Regions from separate parts of the Homo sapiens genome. Here region 2 is linked to region 1. Evidence: read pairs that join two places in POLR2A ChIA-PET (ENCODE). Cell type or tissue: GM12878. All regions are shown on one strand. Each heading gives the region's core, and the rest is flanking DNA. Links, peaks and the distances in the headings are about the cores only.

Region 1 (10,220 bases), core at 7,371-9,870:
CCCCTTTATGGTAACACTTCTCCCCTCCCCACGCTCGGCCCCAGCAGCCTCTGATCAGTTCTCCATCTCCACAACGGCATTATTTCAAGACTGTGACGTCAATGGAAGCATACAGCATATAACCTTCTGAGACCAACTCTTTTCACTCCCTGTAATTCCCTGGCCTTCCTTTATTTTTAAATCAGCAAGGGTAAGTCGGTGTCCCTGTGAAGGGAAGCAGAGTGGCCTAGAAGTGCTTGAATGTGCAGCAGAAGGTCTCTGGAGATGGTGTTAGCCATGCTCTGGGAACCTACAGAAAGCTCTCCAACTTAAATAGGGGACTCTGCCCGTCATATTTACCCTTAGCTCTAGCTCTAAAGGACAGAAAACTGGTTCCGTTTGCCAGGCCCTGTTTACTTATTCATAAAGGTAAGGCCCAACAATGGCATAGAATTAAGACTCTTTTTTTTTTTTTTTTGAGACAGTCTCGCTCTGTTGCCAGGCTCGAGTGGAGTGGTGCGATCTCGGCTCACTGCAACCTCCGCCTCCCTGGTTCAAGCAATTCTGCCCCTGCCTCAGCCTCCCGAGTAGCTGGGATTCCAAGCGTGCACCACCACGCCCAGCTAATTTTTGTATTTTCAGTAGAGATGGGGTTTCACCATGTTGGCCAGGACGGTCTTGATCTTTTGACCTCATGATCCGCCCACCTCGGCCTCCCAAAGTGCTGGCATTACAGGTGTGAGCCACCGCGCCCAGCCTGCCAGCAAGACTCTTAAGTGAGAATTGTTTGTTTGTTTGTTTGTTTGTTTCTTGGAAACAGGGTTTCATTGTGTCATCCAGGCTGAGTGCAGTGGCACCATCCTAGCTCATCCTGCAGCCTTGAATTCCTGGGCTCAAGTGATCCTCCCACCTCAGCCTTCCCAGTAGCTAAGACAACAGGCATGTGCCACCACACCCGACTAAGTTTTAATTTTTTTTTTTTTTGTAGAGACAAAGTCTTGCTATGTTGCCCACGCTGGTCTTGAGCACCTGGCCTTAAGCAGCTCTCCCGCTTCAGCCTCCCAAAGTGCTGGGATTACAGGTGTGAGCCACTGCAGCTGGCCAGTTTTAAAGTTTAATAGGATGACATTCTTACAGGATCTCTTTTTAATCTTTGTTTTAACTGTGCTATAACCTGTTATCCTGTATTTTCAAATGTGTGCTATTTCTCTTTTTGATGACAGCTACTGTCAAAAATATCTATTTTATTATTACTTTCAGAGAATCAGCTTTTGTCCTGGATCTATAATCTTCATGATTTCATCAATTTCTGCTTTTCATTTGATTATTTCTTTCCTTTAGTTTTATGCTACCTGTAATTTTCCTTCAAGATACCACTTTTGCTTTTCCCCACAAATTTTGATATGTAATATTTTTATTACTTTTCAGCTCAATTTACATTATGGTTTCCCATTTTATCTAGGAGTTATTTAGAATTGTGTTAGATCTAGAAAAAAAAAATTAACCAAATTCAGAGAACATGGTGTTTATGACACCATTTTTTTGAATTTTCTTGAGCTTGGCTTTACAGCCTACTGGGCTAATAATTCTAAATCATAACCATGTGAAATTTTTCTCCAAATTAAGTCAAGATAATTCCATATGTAAAAGAATACATAAATCCTTTTAATTGAAAGAAATATGTAGAAAAGTTACTAAAATATGTGAACAAAGAAAATAGAAAATATGTTTCATTCACAAAAGGTGGATATCTTCTACACAGCCGGTGGAATGATATGTGTGTATGTGTGTGTGTACACGCCTGCTCACGCATGTTTGTGCGTGTGTAAAAGAGCCCGGGGCAAGGAAGGGGTTGATGGCAGCCACACAGACGTGAAGAGCATGACTGAGAGGAGGCCCCTTTTATTTGTGATGGGGAGTGGAGGGGTATGATGGTGTTACCTGTTTGTAGATCTGATGATGTCAGAGTTTAAGATAAAGTAGGGTGTCAGGAGTCCTTGATGTCATTAAGTATGTGATATGGTTTCCCTGTGTCCCCACACAAATCGCATCTCAAATTGTAATTCCCACATGTCAGAGGAGGGGCCTGGTGGGAGGTGACTGGATCATGGGGGCAGATTCCCCCTTGCTGTTCTCATGATAGTGAGTTCTCACAAGATCTGATGGTTTTAATGTGGCACTTCCCCCCTCACTCTCACTCTCTCATGCCGCCATGTAGTAAGACATGCCTTGCTTCCCCTTTGCCTTTTGCCATGATTGTAAGTTTCCTGGGGCCTCCCCAGCCATGTGGAACTGTGAGTCAATTAAACCTCTTTTCTTATAAATTACCCAGTCCCAGGCAGTTCTTTATTTCTTTACAGCAGTATGAAAACAGACTAATACAGTATGTATGTCCATAAAAGAATTGGAAGAGGTTTTTTTTTTTTTTTTTTTGAGACGGAGTCTCGCTCTGTTGCCCAGGCTGGAGTGCAGTGGCGTGATCTCAGCTCACTGCAACCCCCGCCTCCGAGGTTTAAGTGATTCTCCTGCCTCAGCTTCCCGAGTAGTTGGGACTACAGGTGTGTGCCACTACACCGAGCTAATTTTTTGTATTTTTAGTAAAGACGGGGTTTCACCGTGTTAGCCAGGATGGTCTCCATTTCCTGACCTCGTTATCTGCCCACCTCGGCCTCCCAAAGTGCTGGGATTACAGGTGTGAGCCACCGCGCCCAGCTGGAAGAGATTATTTTTAAATGATGTCCCTGAATTTAAAGGACAGTTGAAGGTGGATTTTACTTATTTCTACTAAGTCAGAGATACAGAAATTGAGGTAGAAGTGAAATCCCATGTCACAGCTGGCTCAGTGGCAACTGATTGGATTGGAGTGGTGGGATTTGAGAGCAATTTCAAAGAAACAGAGAAATAACGACGTATGCTTCCAGAGGCATATTTATGTCAGGTCTGATGAAACTCAGATCAGAAGTAGGCATCTGATCAGATGGGAATGAAGAATGAAGCATTTCTCTCTGGCCTCTGTTTCTGGGATGCTTACCTGGCCCTTGAATTAGGACCCACACTTCTGGCAAGGGACATTCCAGCTGGGAGAGGCATGGACAGGGAGGCCCAGGAAGAAGCAGGTGTAACCACGTCAGCCTGTGCTCAGCAGAGGTGCCCAGTGAAGGGTGTTAAGTGCATTCATAGTGGCACACTTTTTCTGAGACAAGGAAAGACAGAAGTCACATTCCAGTGTCCACTTGGGGAACAGGCCCAGACGGGGCTGCCTGACACTAACGCTGCGGCATGGGCAGTAGGTGAAGCCATGTGTTGTGGGGATGGTAAGTTTCAGACTCAGACCACACCGGAACTGCCTCCTGGCTCCACCACGGGAGCACCTATGGCACCTCCCTGAACCTGTAACTTCATCCATTCATCACAGACACCCACATCCACATCACAGGGCTCCGAGGGTAGAATGAGATGCTCTGTGCTAAGGCTTCTCAAAGGCTCCATTGCCTCCAAAGCCCCTGGCAGGTTTTGTTGAAAAGTAGGCCCTGACTCAGCAGGTCTTGGTGGGGAGGGCTGGGATTCTGCACTCCTAACAAGTTCCCCAGCAGGGAACCCCCTGCTCCAGGTCTCAGGACCCCACTTTGAGTTCAAGAGTCTGCACCAGTGATTGTCAGTGTTGGCTGCACATTGAAATGACTCTGGGAGTTTTAGAAAATACTGATGCCCTGGCCGGGTGTGGTGGCTCACGCCTGTAATCCCAACACTTTGGGAGGCCGAGGTGGGCAGATCACCTGAGGTCAGGAGTTCGAGACCAGCCTGGCCAACATGGTAAAACCCCATCTCTACTAAAAATACAAAAATTAGCCAGACATGGTGGCGGGTGCCTGTAATCCCGGCTACTTGGGAGGCTGAAGCAGGAGAATTGCTTGAACCTGGGAGGCAGAGGTTGCAGTGAGCCGAGATTGCGCCACTGCACTCCGGCCTGGGCAATAAGAGCAAAACTCCGTCTCAAAAAAAAAAAAAGAAAAAAGAAAATACGGATGCCTTATCTTACCCTCAGATTCTCACTTAATTCTGAGATGTGGCCTGGGCACTTGGACTTTTATAGACCTTTCCAGATGATTCTAATGTACAGTCCAAGCTGGGAACCACCATCTCTGGGAGACTACCTGGTGCAAACACCTCAGAAATCTGGACTCACATTTTTTTCAACTTTGTCATTGTTGTTTAAATTTATCCAAATTTTGTTTTTTAAATTTATTTCAGAAAACTATTAACCCCTTGAGGTGATGGATATTTCCTCAATCTAAAAAAATCAGAGCTGGAGATCAGGACTAGGAAATGAAAAGCACACTCTGGGTTCCAGGCACAAGCCCCAGTGTGGACACCTGTTGGCTCAAATAAATACTCAAGAGGCCAGGGGCGGTGGCACAGGCCTGTAATCCCAGCGCTTTGGGAGGCTGAGGTGGGTGAATCACCTGAGGTCAGGAGTTTGAGACCAGCCTGGCCAACATGGCGAAACTCCATCTCTACTCAAAATTCAAAATTTAGCTGGGCATCGTGACGCATGCCTGTAGTCCCAGCTACTCAGGAGGCTGAGGCAGGACAATCGCTTGAACCCGGGAGGTGGAGGTTGCAGTGGGCCGAGATCGCACCACTGCACTCCAGCCTGGGCAACAGAGCGAGATCCATCTCAAAAAAATAAATAAATAAACAAATAAGATTTTAAAATAAGTACTCAAGAAACCCAAACGCAGCAGAGCCCTCTCTCCATTTCACACTGTAGATCAGGGGCAAAGTCACAGACTATGGGGGAAATTAGCACTGTAAGTACAGGCTTGAAGTAGATTATTCTACCTGTTGTTTGTTTTCAGGTTGGCAGCTGACCAATAATAATAATAATTACAATGTTATAAACACAAACACACTTATACCAAGGAATTTTTTTAAAAACTAAATGCCTGTTTTCTCTTCTTTAATGAGTCCTAATTGACAAAAAAAAAAAAAAAAAAGGTTATTTGAGTCATGTTGTTAAAGAATCTGAAAAGAATAAAGGAGGCCAGGCATGGTAGCTCATGCCTATAATCCCAGCACCTTGGGAGGCTGAGGCAGGAGGACTGCTTGATGCCAGGAGTTTGAGACCAGCCTGGGCAACATAGCAAGATCCTGTCTCTACAAAAAATAAATAAAAATTAGCCTGGCGTGGAGGTGTGCACCTATAGTCCCAGCTACTCAGAAGGCTGAGGTGGGAGGTTCATTTGTGCCCAGGAGGTCAAGGCTCAGTGAGCTAGGATTATGCCACTGTACTCCAGCCTGGGCAACAGAGTGAGACTCTATCTCAAAATAATATAAAATAAAATAAAGAAGCAATACGTGACAAAGCAGCCAGAAGTGATGCTTCAGCCAAGCTGAAGCATCATGAGGCCATATTTGCTCAGCCTGCTCTCCTGGAACCCTGCCCCTGCCATGGAAAACAGGCCGAGACAGCCTGCTGAAGGATGAGAGACCAAATGGAGCAGCGATGAGTCCTCCCAGTTAAGACTGTTTTGGTCTTGCCATTCGCAGCTGACCACCAGCTGAATGAAGACGAATGAGCAAATCCAGCCTACATCAGCTGAGATAGGCCACCCCCAACAAAACATTTACAGTTGTAAACACCTGTAAGGTTTTGTAGCTATTTGGTAGGCAGCATGATTGTGGCCACAGATGACTGACATTCTTATATCAAAAACACATGGGGGCTGGGTGCAGTGGCTCATGCCTGTAATCCCAGCACTTTGGGAGGCCGAGGTGGGTGGATCACTTGAGCTCAGGAGTTCGAGACCAGCCTGGCCAACATGGCGCAACCCCGTCTCTACTAAAAACATAAAAATTAGTCGGGCATGGTGGCACATGCCTGTAATCCCAGCTACTCAGGAGGCTGAGTCGGGAGAATCGCTTGAACCTGGGAGACGGAGGTTGCAGTGAGCTGATATCACACCACTGCACTCTAGACTGGGTGACAGAGCGAGACTCCATCTCTAAACAAAAAAACAAAAACAAACAAACAAAAAACACATGGGCCTCTCTACTGCTGCTAGACTCAGAATGCTCCCCACCACGGTCAGCAGAAGAGGAAGAGGCAGACATCTGCCAGCCCACCCATCGCCAAGCCCATTTCAGCTGAGACCTCCTCTGACTCCAGCCCCTCGGACTCCCGGTCTAGGATTCTGCTCAATTTGCCCTCCTCACCCGCTTTCTCACAGTTCAGAATTTGGAGATGCAACTAAAACACTAGCATACATGCCTCTATTTATTTATTTATTTATTTATTTATTTTCAAACACGGGTCTTGTTCTGTCGCCCAGCCTGGGGCGCAGTGGTGCAATCTCAACTCACTGCAACCTCCACCTCCTGGGCTCAAGCGAGTCTCCTGCCTCAGCCTCCCCAGTAGCTGGGACTACAGGCGTCCACCACCATGCCTGCCTAATTTTGGTATTTTTTTAGAGATGGGCTTTCACCATGTTGCCCAGGCTGTTCTCAAACTCCTAGGCTCAAGTGATCTGCCTGCCTCGGCCTCCCAAAGTGCTGGGATTACAGGAAGGAGCCACCACGCCCAGCCTAACATACATTCCTAAAAAGCAAAGCTTGTGCTTGCAGGCCCTCCGCAAGCATACAGAGGCCTGAGGCCAGAATTCACTTTCTATGGTAACTAACAAGAACCAGAGAAGTCACTTTCTATGCTAGTCAGCCCGTTGCTGTGCACACGCAGGCCATGAGCACCGAGGCCTGGTAAAGACGGAGGGCTGTTGCAATAACTGGATTCTCATTTTTGGGGAAAAGTGATTCTGGAGCTTATAAATCTTTCGGAAGTATTAAAAAAATAAATAAATAAAAACTTTCTCACATACATTTCAAGATAAAGCCCTGATCATCGCTATAAATCTATGAAAATTAAGTTTTAATTTTAAGCACCTCAAGAGTAAAGGGAAACACCCACACTGGGTGTGATGTGGGCTTTGCTGACCTAACAAAACAAACCAATGGAGGGGCCTTTGGAAAACGTAACCAAGAGACCCTGGAAATTTAAACACGCAGAAGCAGGGCAGGCGCGGTGCCTCACACCGGTAATCCCAGAACTTTCAGAGGCCAAGCAAGAGGATCACTTGAGGTCAGGAGTTCAACACCAGCCTGGCCATCATGATGAAACCCTGTCTCTACTAAAAATACAAAAATTAGCCGGGCGTGGTGGCGCACGCCTGTAATCCCAGGTATGTGGGAAGCTGAGGCAGGAGATTCACTTGAACCCCGGAGGCGGAGGTTGCAGTGAGCAGAGATTGCGCCACTGCACTCCAGCCTGAGTGACAGAGCAAGACTCAGTCTCAAAAACAAACACGAACACGCAGAAGCAGAATCCCATCAGGACAGGAGTGCAGTATTTTAAATTGAGCATGTATTTGGGCCTAATTAAGTCCAAGAGCTGTCTGACATTTAAACTGCCCTTCTGCAACAATTAAAACAACACACTTTGTGTGTTTTCACTGTCATCTCAAGAGCCGCCAAGGCCATAAAGGTGAACTTCAGGTGATAGTAAGTGGAAGAGAAGAATTAAGAAAAAGAATTATGGCAGCTTGCACTGCCTCAAGTCAGAAGGAACAAAACAACCATAAATCCAGAAGACATTGGAAGCAAGCTTTGAATGTTATTGGGCAATTATCTGACAAATATTTACATGTTGCATATTAAATCATGCAATGCTTTTAGAGCAATAAATATTTTAGAAGGAAAATGGTGTGCTGAGCCACATCCAACATTCTACCAATCTCAGGAGGCAGGAGAGAATGCATTTTCTTAAACAAAACACATCTGACCCTTAGTTACCCAGACCAAATGGAATGCCTGTCAGCTCAGGCAAAGCTCCCTTCTTAAATGCCCAGAGATGAAGAGCTCAACAAGCATGTCCCAGAAAAGTTTAGACGCCTTTAGAGATCATTTCCTCCTAGAAAGCCGGCTGTGGGCTGTATCTGTGAGCTGTCATTCTGTCATTAATGCAATTACCCCTCCACTGCACCAAAGCTGTCCGGGCCTTCTTTAAGGTTTTCACTGCCACTAATCATGATAAGCTTGGAGACCAGGCTCCAACGAGGTTCCCACCTCAGTCTTTGCACACACTGTTCCCTCCGTCTAACTCCTCTTTCCCCTAGATGCCGTCTCTGCTCAAACGTCACCTGCTCTCTAAATGACCATCCTATTTATAATTTCAGCCCTAAATGTGTGAATGCCTACATTACCCTTGCTCAGCTCCAGGTTCTGTAGGCTTGGACAAGAGGAGACAGAAAAGCCTCCCAGGGAAGGTGCCCTTAAACCAGGAGCCTGCAGACAGAGAGGGAGTGACCCACACTGCCGTCGGGGAGACCGGACACCGTCATGTGAAAAGCAGTCCGTCTCCCAGTTTCCTAGGTCTCAGCTAGCCGCTCTTCCTCTGCAAGTTCTTCTCCTCACTAAAAGGCTAGGACTCTTCAAAGGCAGGGACTGCCAGATTCAGTTTTGAGTCTGCTAAAGTACCTAGCGGGAGCACAGTAGGTCTGCGGTAAACACTTTGGCAATGACTCACTCCATTTACCACAGAGCAGGGCATCAGGGCTTTGCCACACTTGATTCTTTCAGCTGTTTTTCAGGAAGATAGAGGCTGTTTGATCAACAGCCTTGAGAAGCTAATGAAAAGAATGGAGGCTCCTGCCTCGCTCCCCCCACTGGCCTCACAAAGCACAGAACACAAGCCCTGCTCCGTCTGATCCAAAGATGAAAGAGTCCAAGGGTCTCTAAGTTAGCAGGCTATGTCCGGGCCTACATCATTATTTTACGTGACACAGAGAAACAAAGTCTTCACTTCTGCTGTAATCAAAGGGGAAGAAAAGCAGCGAGAGAAAAAGCCTTGCCTGGCAGAAGACAAAAAACAAAACAAAACAAAATAAAACTGGAAGGTGCTCTCTTCCAAGCCAAGAGAAGGCAGACGAATGAGAAACACGATGGTAAACACAAGCCTGGGGCCAGGCCTTCCCAGAGCCTTGTGGGCACTAAGCCATTTTATGCTCACATCCTAAGAGGAGAGGCTGCCCTTATCCCTATTTTACAGACGAGGAAACTGAGGCAGAGAGCTGCTGGGAGGCTGGAGCTAGCCTCCCATACCACGGCCCTCCCCTGCCTCTCTGCTGTGTGGCCTGGAGACTCAGTCTGTTAGGCTCGAGCCCCTGGGGATGGTTTACGTTGCTGTCAGTTTTCTTCAATGCAGCTGTTTTCAAACATTTATGTTTTGCCCCTAAAGGAAACATTATATAAAGCTGAGCCCAGTGGTGCCCTAGAGTGGGGACTGGGCGAGCCAGGCCCCTCCTGTGCCCATTCCAGCCCACTGGAGACCACCAGGCTGCCCAGGACAGGGGGAGAGGCCCACCCCACCTGTTCCTTTATGAGCTTGGTGAGGCTTCCTTTAAAGCGGGCCCCCATACTGGCTTCCAGAAAGCAAGGTTTCTGATTACACACATCTGGGCCTGAAAACTCAGTTAAACCAAATGTAGAACTTGAGAAACAGGCCCTAGGACTTCGGGTGGAGCTCCAAGCCCTAATCACATGCCAGCCAGGGCATCTGTCGCCAGGGCTGGGGGAGGAGGCATTGCAAGAGGAATGGCAGCAGGAACTACAGGGCTCCAGGTGATGCTACCTACGGGGACGCCACCTCAGGTCTCACTGCCTAACATATGACAAGCACAGACCCTTCCTCCAAGTTCAAATGTTGTGTGATATGGTTTGGCTGTGTCCCCACCCAAATCTCATCTTGAATTCCCACGTGTTGTGGGAGGGACACGGTGGGAGGTAATTGAATCACGGGGGCAATGTAGTACAAGGGGAGAGTGACATTGGAGGGCTTCCCATCCACCTAAGCCCAGCCCAAACCACAGTCAGGGCAAACCACTTGCCCCACCCACTGCAGGATAAACCAAAGGCACAAGGTCACCCGGGTCCCCAAGTCAAAGCACATGTTTTCTGTCAGCTGCAGGCTCCTGAGCAAAAAGCATGTGCATTTGTGCTAGGCTGCATCTGCAGATACCACGGTCCTTGGACAATACAAAAATCAGGTGAGAACGCTGCCATTTGCCCACTGAGCACAGACTACGGGGAACTTGGCCACCGTGGTCACTCTGCAGTTTTCCCTTGAAGTGCTTTGCTTGGTGGAAGGTGTTCCACCAGCCAGTCCTTCTCAGGTCTTCTTAAGCCAACTT
Region 2 (10,220 bases), core at 1,667-4,166, 78 kb before region 1:
GTGTCCTAACCTCAGTCTAATGTACTTCCTACCACCTGGCAGTCCTGGTGTGATGGTCAGTTTTAGTTTTCTATGTCAACTTGGCTAGGCTAGAATACCCAGTGATTTAATCAAACATGGATCTAAGTGTTGCCCCAAAGGTATTTTGCAGCTGTGGTTAACATCTATAATCAGTTGACTCTAAGTCAAGGAGATTACCCTTCATAATGCGGGTGGGCCTCGCCCAATTAGTTGAGGGCATTAAGAGCAAAGACCAAGGTTTCCTGGAAACAAAGAAATTCCACCTCAAGACTGCGGCATCTACTTACTGCTGCCTGAGTTTCCAGCCTTCGAGCCTACCGCACCAGTTTCAGACTCACCAACCCCCCAAACCACACAGCCAATTCCTTAAAATAAATCTCTTGATATCCACATCCTATTGGTTGACTGATAGGTCCCCTTACACAGTCTCCCTGACACTAGTCACTCCCTTAATAAATCTCCCCAGTCCACCCACTGCCCCCAAATATTGCAAAGTTAAACTTCAACTCAACTTGATGAAATCTGCATAAATTTCAATGTTGTAGTATAGAAATTAATACGGAATTGCTGTTCAATTAATCTTGGTCCAATCTCAGTCCCACATACTGTTAAAAATCATTGAGGGGCCAGGCATAGTGGCTCACACCTGTAATCCTAGCACTTTGGAGGCCGAGGAGGGCAGATCTCCTGACGTCAGGGGTTTGGGACCAACCTGGCCAATACATGGTGAAACCCCACCTCTACTAAAAACACACAAAAAATTAGCTGGGCGTGGTGGCAGGCACCTGTAATCCCAACTACTCAGGAGGCTGAGGCAGGAGAATCGCTTCAACCCGGGAGGCAGAGGTTGCAGTGAGCCGAGATCGCACCACCGCACTCCAGCCTGATTAACAGAGAAAGACTCCATTTCAAAAAAAAAAAAATCATTGAGGATTTCAAGTCCCATTAGTCATATCTCCACCAGCAAAGCAACATGGAGAACTAGGGCAATTATCTAGTCTGTGAGCTCAAAGGGGACCGGACCCGACAGACGCTTCTTCATTTATATCCCATGCAGACCCAGGAGTCTGACATGTGATGGCTGATCAACGTGTGCTGAACTGAGGAAGGTCGGGTCCCCAGCCACTGCCCTGGCCTGTTGGCCCACAGTGGCCTCATGGCTCTGGCAGACCCAGCTCACCTGAGCTTGCCTGGTAAGGATCTTAGTTCTGTGACACATTAAAGAATAGCCATATTAGAAGAGTGGTAATTATTTGGAACTGGATATCAGGATGGAACTCATTAGCTAGAGTACAATTTATAAACTGACTAAAATGAAAAGGGGGCAGTAAAAGTGTCATTGCAAAAAATAGATGACACATTAAACCTTAATTAATTGCATGTCACTTAAAAAAGGAACAAACTATAAAATTAAAATCTTAATGAACACTGCCTGAAAGAGACATTTTTCAAATGCTAATGGAAAACCAGAGGAAGATCTGTCCAAAGTTTTGCACTCTTCGTCCTGATGTTCACCTATCTTTTCAAAATGATCTCAGAAAATACAAACATTCTAAGGAACAAAGGCCACTGAGCCCTAGAATCAGAGTCATGCTATAAATTAGGGATCTGCTGCCTTAGGAAGCAACTGTAAAGGGTTATATTAATGACATGAACACAGCAATTAAATTATAAAAGATAAGTACCGATTATTAACATTTTATACAAATACCTTCCAGAGAATACAGAGGATTTCTGAAATGCCACTGTATCCATCTTCTCGCCAGCAGACCCCCCAGCATCGTCATCTCCCACCCAGTGTTGTTTTGCCCAGGGCTCAATCATGTGGACAAAAGTGGAGCTGCCACCCATGGGTCCACTCGCTGCCTTGTTGAGTGCTCTAAGTCTACACAAAATCCTCTATTTCACTTGAGGCAGCAACATCCTCAGTTCTTGGCAATGCATCACGATCAGTCTAACCCAGGACTTCTGAACCTCAGCACTGTTGACATATTAGGCCAGGTAATTATTTGGTGTGGGCTGTCCTGTGCATTGGAGAACATTTAACGGCATCCCTGATCTCTACCTTCTTCTAGATGCCAGTAGCAGTCCGCCAGTTCTGACAACCAAAAATGTCTACAGACGTGGCCAAATGTCCCCTGGGGCAACATTACCTCCAGCTGAGAATCACTATTGGAATCTAACGGCTGCAATCCTGTTCCCCATTCTTCCAGCCTCCCTTACAGCTAAAAGTAGCCAAGCAACCCAGCACTGGTGACTGAGCCCTAAAGAGGGTTCTGCCTCCTGACGAAAGGGACCAGCATGGTTGGTGCTGCTGCAGCTTCCTGTCTGAAACACATATTGGGTGATTCTCGTGGAATCAAGGGGTGACAGATCAACAGGCTAAGGGGAGCCAAATGGACAGGAGGAAACCACTGTTGTCCTCATGGAATCCAGGGCCAGCTCTGGAGGGTGACTGCCAACCTCAGACTTCCAGGGAGCTGAGAAATGCGGCCTGTTTTCTTTAAGCCACTGTCTAGTCAGGATTTCTGTTACTTGCAGCCAAAAACATTCCAAACAGGTGCTAATGGGAAAAAAAAATCTATACTTTCCATCACTCATTCTCAAGAAGGCTTTCTCTGGGAGCCATGGCCAGGCCCAGGACTAGCAGGAGGTGGGTGGAGCGTGAAGCCCTGAATGTGTCACTTCCTTTCCTGCTTCTCCACCAGCCCCCACCCACCCCCATGTTATCCACTCTACAAACCCTAGCTCAGGTCTCCCTCTTGCCAGGGGGCCTTTCCTGGCCACAGGAGACCACTGTGGACCAGCCCTCACTGCCTCCCCTTGTGCCACCTCCAGCCTGTATCTTGGGCATTGTGGGTATAATCGGGATGACAAATCTGGATGCAGGGTCCAAGAAAGAGCTTGTGCTCCAGCCCAGCAGGGAGGACAAGCCACCCCCACCACATAGCAGGTGGGAAGTGTGCTCAAAGTTCTCATCTCCCCTCAAAGAGGCACTGGAGTTGGGAAATAAACTTCCCAGCATCTCTGCGATATCTTTTCCTCATAGTGGAGGGTCCAGGGGGTCTGAGTCCCAGCTGCCCACAAGAGGAACCTGCTCATTGGTGGACATTTCTTAGCTTCCATTCTTCCCAATCTCACTTGCTGCCCCCTCACTCCACTTCCTGGGGCCACCATCCCTCAAAACTACTTGCCCCCAAGTCCTTGTCTCGAGGTTTGCTTTGCAGGTGACACAGAATGCTTGACTTTTCATCCTTTCTCTGGCTAATGACTTCAAACAATTCTACATGGCAAATTCACACTTCATAGGAAATTTAAGTTTTCCTTATAAACAGAAAGAAACCTCTATATGGTTGGAAATCATCTGACTTTCCAGAAAGAGATATCAGGGCTTCCCTGAGACAAGAGCAACCCTCTGACCCACAGCGGGAGCATCTCTGATCTCTGTTCCTCGCCGTCCTTTAAATCCACTTTGCGCCTTGGAATCACAGGAAGATTTGAGGTTATTGCTGCTTGTTTTTGCTTCCTGAAGGCTGCGGCAGTTACACCACACTTCAGGTCTGAAAGTGAGCTCCCTTAAGCAAGCCTGGAACCTGGCAACCTCCACAGATTCTGCCTCTCTTCAGAAAAAAATCACATCCTCGATACGCTTCTCAGAGCCACCTATTTAAATAGACCTGTCACTGTGGGCATTAATATTTCAGTGAATTAACAAGGTTCTGCAACTCCCTTGTGATGCTCTTCAGCAGAGCCTGCATTACTCCTTACGAAGCCAAACCAAAGATGCAATCGATCAGCCTCTCAGAACCCGGTTATACTTTTTATTACAATCTGAAGTGTCAATCTAAAAGAAAGGCTCTGGCTATTAGTTTCTTTAAATGGTTTATTTTTTTCTTAATATCACGTATTTAAATGGAAAGAATAAGACTTAAAATATTTGTGTGAATTTTAGAAATATATCAACATCTGTCCTTATTGCTCTCCACTAATCCTGGGGAAGCAATTCAACACTTTTTTTTTTTTTTTTAATTCTTACCCATCTACTGTCAAAGGAAAATAAAACCCACTTTTCTTGGGAGAACTGTAAGCTTAGTAGTAATAGTAGAAGATGAAAATATTCCGTAAGTTCTACACTACAACCAAAGCTTAAGAGGGCAGCTCAAAAGTTCCCTAAACAAGATGTCACTTCTCTTTTTTTTTTTTTTTTTTTTTTGAGACAGAGTCTCACTCTGTTGCCTAGGCTGGAATACAGTGGCATGATATCGGCTCACTGCAACCTCCGCCTCCTAGGTTCAAGCGATTCTCTTGCCTCAGCCTCCCGAGTGGCTGGGATTACAGGCTTGTGCTACCATGCCCGGCTAAATTTTTTTTGTATTTTCAGTAGAGGCGGGATTTCACCATGTTGGCCAGGCTGGTCTCGAACTCCTGTCCTCAGGTGATCCACCCGCCTCAGCCTCCCACAGTGCTGAGATTACAGACGTGGGCCACCATGCCCGGCCAAGATGTCACACTTTTATTTGAGGGAGGAATACAGAACAAGCGAGGAAGAGTACACAGAGGGGAAAATGTCTCTTCTCACTTTGTATATCCTTTCCCATTTAAATTATTTATATCAGTGGTTCTCGATGGGAAGCAATTTTTCCCCCAACCTGGGAGACTTTGAGCAACATCTAGAGACATTTTTGGTTGTCACAACTGAAGAGGTGCTACAGTCATCTTGTGGGTAGAGGCCAGGGATGCCACTAAAAATCCTACAATTTGAAAGACAGCCCCCACAACAAAGAATTATCTGGCTCTGCATGTTAGTAGTGCTGAAATTAAGAAACCCCTGGCCAGGTGCGGTGGCTCACACCTGTAATCCCAGCACTTTGGGAGGACGAGGCATGCAGATCACAAGGTCAGGAGTTTGAGACCAGCCTGGCCAATATGGAGAAACCCTGTCTCTCCTAAAAATACAAACATTAGCTGGATGTGGTGGTGCATGCCTGTAGTCCTAGCTACTCAGGAGGCTGAAGCAAGAGAATTGCTTGAACCCAGGAGGCAGAGATTGCAGTGAACCGAGATCGCGCCACTGCACTCCACTCTGGGCGACAGAGTGAGACTCCGTCTCAAAACAAAACAAAACAAAGCAAAACAAACAAACAAAAACAGAACAAAAAAGCAAAAAACAAAAACCCTGAGGTAGGGGCTTACTACCCTCATTAAGAAAGTTTAAGTATCTCATTTACAAGATATTTCTCAAAGGGAAAAACAAACCGTATTTTTTCATTCACTTAACAGATAACTATTGAACACATAAACTCACCAATAATCATAATAATAACAATAATCACAACCAACATGTCCGAAGGCTTCTCCAAGCCCAGCATGCACCCGAGGGCTGTTCTGTTGTGAACGTGCCCAATCCGCATCCCACCTTCCTGCGGTGGGTGCTATCATTAGCCTCATTTTATAGAAGAGGAAACTGGGGCCCAGAGAGGTGAGTGACAGGCTGCAGGTGTAGAGATGGGAAGTGGAGAAGATGAATTTGAAACTGGGTCCTGGTTCCTGGACTGTTTCTGTTCAGCTCCTGCTCTGTACCTCGTATAGGACAGGGAGAGACTCACTAGAGGATCCCACAGACAATAATCCGTGGATTGTTCTAGACTGTGATGGGGGATGGGCTTGCAAAGTGGAGAATAGGGGAGGGAGAGTCTCAAATCTAATGTCAAATTTGTATCCAAATAACTGATGGGGGAAGAGCAATGTCAGCAGTAAACCCACTGCCCGCAGACTCATCGTTCCAAGAGATGTGCAAGGTGTTTCTGGAATCCTCTAAATGCTGTCACACATGCCTGAAACCCCCAGGAGACCCAGGGAAGAAAGCACGGCAGTCAAACGGAGCGATTAGAGGGCAACTGACCTAAAAAAGGTTTGCAGTTCAAATTAATTCAATGGGAAAGTGCAGTGATGTGACTGACATCATAAATGTTCAGTTGAAAAAGTCAATTACCAAACATCTACGCCCAATTATAACTAGATCCAGAAATAGTAAAAGTGTCTGAAGCTCCCGCCAAACACAAAAGCATCACATAATTACCATTTAATTAGTAGGAACCATTTCTCATTGATGAGGGCAGGCAGGGCCGAAACTCTGTTGAAACTGATATCTCGTTTTTTTAAAATAAAACTATCATCTCTGAATCAAAAGTACAATCGATAGGACTCGTTTTTAATTATGTTTTTTTTTTTATTTCCAAGAAAGTTTTCATCTTTGAAGCCTCTATTCTCATTCACTGAACTTATTTTTATTATAGCATCTCCTAAGACTAAAGAATCCCCTAAGGTTAAAGCAAAAAGAAAGATAAATCTGAAGCAATTGTGAATCCTGTAACTCCAGATTGATCTCGAGAAAAACAACAGACGGGCTCAGACTGGGCGGTGCTGCACACTGGTTGGAATCAAGACTGTCCCGTCATGGGCAACAGGTTATGACAGAAACTTCACAGACCCAAGAAGATGAGGGGCAGGGCGCGGTGGCTCACACCTATAATCCCAGAACTTTGGGAGGCTAAGGCGGGCAGATCACGGGATGTCAGGAGTTCAAGACCAACCTGGCCAACATGGTGAAACACCGTCTCTACTAAAAATACAAAAATTAGCTGTGCGTGGTGGCAGGTGCCTGTAATCCCAGCTACTCGGGAGGCTGAGGCAGGAGAATCGCTTGAACCCGGGAGGTGGAGGTTGCAGTGAGCCGAGATTGCACCACCGCACTCCAGCCTGGGCGACAGAGTGAGACTGTCTCAAAAAAAAAAAAAAAAAAAAAAAGAAGAAGAAGAAGAAGACTGGGGACAACTAAGAAGAAGACAACTAAATGTGGGAGCCCAGCAGGGGTCCTGGAACAGAAAAGTGACATTAATGGAAGCACTGATGCCTGGGAAAACTCTGATGCCACCCTCAGGATAACCAAGACAGGGGTGGTGCTGTGGTCTGAATGTTGACGACCCTCCAAAATTCCTATGCTGGAACTTCAGACCCACTGGAATAGTATTAAGAGGTGAGGCCTTTAGGGGGTGATTAGATCATGAGGGCTGTGCCCTCCTGAATCAAACTAGTGCCTTATGAAAGAGGGTTTGAGGGTACCTCGGTGTCCCCTCTGCCATGAGAGGAGACAGTAAGAAGGAAGGGGCATCAGCAGACATCGAACCTGCCGGCACCTTGATCTTGGACTTCTCAGCCTCCCCAAGTGTGAGCAATAAATTTCTACAGTTACAAATTACACAGGTGAGGTATTTTGTTATAGCAGCAGAACAACTAAGACAGAGAGGAAATCCACTTCTTCAGGAACTTGCAGCGCCAAGCAGGACTGGCTGAACCCAGTGCCAAGAACAAAAATAAAGAGAAATTAAAATAACAGAATTAAGTAATGGTGAAAGCAGCATCGCACATTCACTGAGATGTCAGCTGCTAACTGAATCTAACACGACATGTGCTTGACACATATTTTCTCATTTAATTCTCAAAATAACCCGATGAGGTTGCACGAAGGATGATCATTGATTCTATTTCAGAGTGAAGAAAAGAGTTAAAGCTATTAGTTGTGTGGCATTTAGCTTAGTAGCTCATTGAAGCTGGATAGCCTCTAGGAGTGTATAAAGTATTGTTGCATTTTAGCCTCAGGGAGGTGAGGGAGAAAGAGGTCATTACTCCCATTTCACAGATGGGAACAGGAAAGTGCGTTCTCCAAGATGGCGCAAAAGACAAAGAGGGGTTGATCCAGGTTGATAGCCTGAGAATTTTCCACTCTATGACACAGCATAGAAAACGGAAATTGCCACACACATCACCATGCAATACCACGTTGCCTCCTAACATTACCACGCAACTCCACATCACCCGCTAACATCACCACACAACTCCACGTCACCCGCTAACATCACCGCGCAACTCCACGTCACCCGCTAACATTACCACGCAACTCCACGTCACCGCCTAACATCACCGTGCAACTCCACGTCACCCGCTAACATCGCCGCGCAACTCCACGTCACCCGCTAACATCGCCGCGCAACTCCGCGTCACCCGCTAACATCACCGCGCAACTCCACGTCACCGCCTAACATCGCCGCGCAACCCCACGTCACCCGCTAACATCGCCGCACAACTCCACGTCACCGCCTAACATCGCCGCGCAACGCCGCGTCACCCGCTAACATCGCCGCGCAACTCCGCGTCACCCGCTAACATCGCCGCGCAACTCCGCGTCACCGCCTAACATCGCCGCGCAACCCCACGTCACCCGCTAACATCGCCGCGCAACTCCGCGTCACCCGCTAACATCGCCGCGCAACTCCGCGTCACCGCCTAACATCGCCGCGCAACCCCACGTCACCCGCTAACATCGCCGCGCAACTCCGCGTCACCCGCTAACATCGCCGCGCAACTCCGCGTCACCCGCTAACATCGCCGCGCAACTCCACGTCACCGCCTAACATCGCCGCGCAACTCCACGTCACCGCCTAACATCGCCGCGCAACGCCGCGTCACCCGCTAACATCGCCGCGCAACTCCGCGTCACCCGCTAACATCGCCGCGCAACTCCGCGTCACCGCCTAACATCGCCGCGCAACCCCGCGTCACCCGCTAACATCGCCGCGCAACTCCGCGTCACCCGCTAACATCGCCGCGCAACTCCGCGTCACCGCCTAACATCGCCGCGCAACCCCACGTCACCCGCTAACATCGCCGCGCAACTCCGCGTCACCCGCTAACATCGCCGCGCAACTCCACGTCACCGCCTAACATCGCCGCGCAACCCCACGTCACCCGCTAACATCGCCGCGCAACTCCACGTCACCGCCTAACATCGCCGCGCAACGCCGCGTCACCCGCTAACATCGCCGCGCAACTCCGCGTCACCCGCTAACATCGCCGCGCAACTCCGCGTCACCGCCTAACATCGCCGCGCAACTCCGCGTCACCCGCTAACATCGCCGCGCAACTCCGCGTCACCCGCTAACATCGCCGCGCAACTCCGCGTCACCGCCTAACATCGCCGCGCAACTCCGCGTCACCCGCTAACATCGCCGTGCAACTCCGCGTCACCCGCTAATATCGCCGCGCAACTCCGCGTCACCCGCTAACATTACCACACAACTCCACGTCACCCGCTAACATTACCATGCAACTCCACATTGCCTCTTAATGTTACCATGTAACTCCGGATCACCTCCTAACATTACCCTGCAACTCCATGTTACTTCCTAATGCTACCGTGCAACATGTCGCCTCCTAACGTTAACAAGCAACTCCACATCGCCTTCTAACGTTACCATGCAACACGTCACCTCCTAACGTCACCATGCAACTCCACGTCACCTCCCAACGTTACCATGCAACTCCACATCACATCCCAACATTAACATGCAACTCCACATCACCTCCTAACGTTACTATGCAATGCCACCCACCAGCAAGCAGTGACCTAGGATGGCCTGGGCCGTTCCCACCATCCCTACGCCCACCTTCAACAGCACAGTCTTGCCATTTACAGCCAAGGGATCACCCCTTTCTGAGGAGGAACAGATATGGACAGGACTTGGGGTGTAGAACGGGTGGGCAGGAGGAAAACAGCAGGTGAGGGAAGGTGCCACCCACTGCAAAGCTCAGCAGGGAGCAGAAAGGGGTGTCCTGAAGGGAACCAATGCTGTGGCTTTTTTAAAACCTCAGATAGTTACAGAAGTATATGTCAGTGAAGAAACTATTATTTATTGCAGCAACTAGGCATTGTTTCTATGGGAGTGATTAATCTCAAAACATATTCCATAAAGGAGCAACTCTGGTGTCCCAGGGCCCCTGGAAGCTGCACAGGACAGGTGGACATACCTGCTAGCATCAGGGCTCGGATGCAGTCCGTTCGACCCTGCATGGCGGCTTTCATCAGGGCGGTGAACCCGAACGCGTTCCTCCTTTCAAGGTCAAGACCAGGGAAATAGTTCAACAAGTAGTTAGTGATGATAGCGTGCCCTGTAAAGAGAAGTGTACACGTGTATTGGTTCCCACTTCCACAAAATGTGCTGGTTCCAGCCAGGCCTTCCTAGAGAGAGAAAGAAACACTGAGTCAGCCCTGGGCCAGCCGGTCTGCTGTGTGAGTTTTTCTCGGACCCCAAGACAGAATTCTCCTGGAGCCCAGGAAACAGAGGAAAGGAGAAGGCACCGCC

What was found. ChIA-PET counts read pairs that join two places held together with the same protein. Peaks named below come from ENCODE experiments on the same cell type or tissue, not always from the same donor. Only the 100,000 strongest peaks of a DNase experiment are listed, where the experiment ranks them.
Region 2: POLR2A ChIA-PET joins it to region 1 with 5 read pairs; 6 of 35 experiments call an interaction of 5 or more read pairs at or near these places.

The regions. Positions count from the first base shown.
Region 1 is chr5:10,565,660-10,575,879 of GRCh38, reverse strand. All of the region lies in intron 1 of ANKRD33B (ankyrin repeat domain 33B), which reads right to left. Among named protein-coding and RNA genes, the nearest start is that of ANKRD33B, 6.7 kb to the right of the region's middle. RefSeq lists enhancers at 8,637-8,686, 8,767-8,826, 9,354-9,855, 10,147-10,220, 9,959-10,220 and a silencer at 9,957-10,006. In GM12878, for the core only: no CTCF peak of the experiment used is centred there; no DNase peak of the experiment used is centred there; H3K4me3 peaks cover 2,500 bases; H3K27ac peaks cover 2,500 bases.
Region 2 is chr5:10,637,834-10,648,053 of GRCh38, reverse strand. ANKRD33B (ankyrin repeat domain 33B) reads right to left here. Exons shown (of 4, transcript NM_001164440.2): 3 at 9,886-10,026. Among named protein-coding and RNA genes, the nearest start is that of ANKRD33B, 79 kb to the right of the region's middle. In GM12878, for the core only: no CTCF peak of the experiment used is centred there; no DNase peak of the experiment used is centred there; H3K27ac peaks cover 729 bases.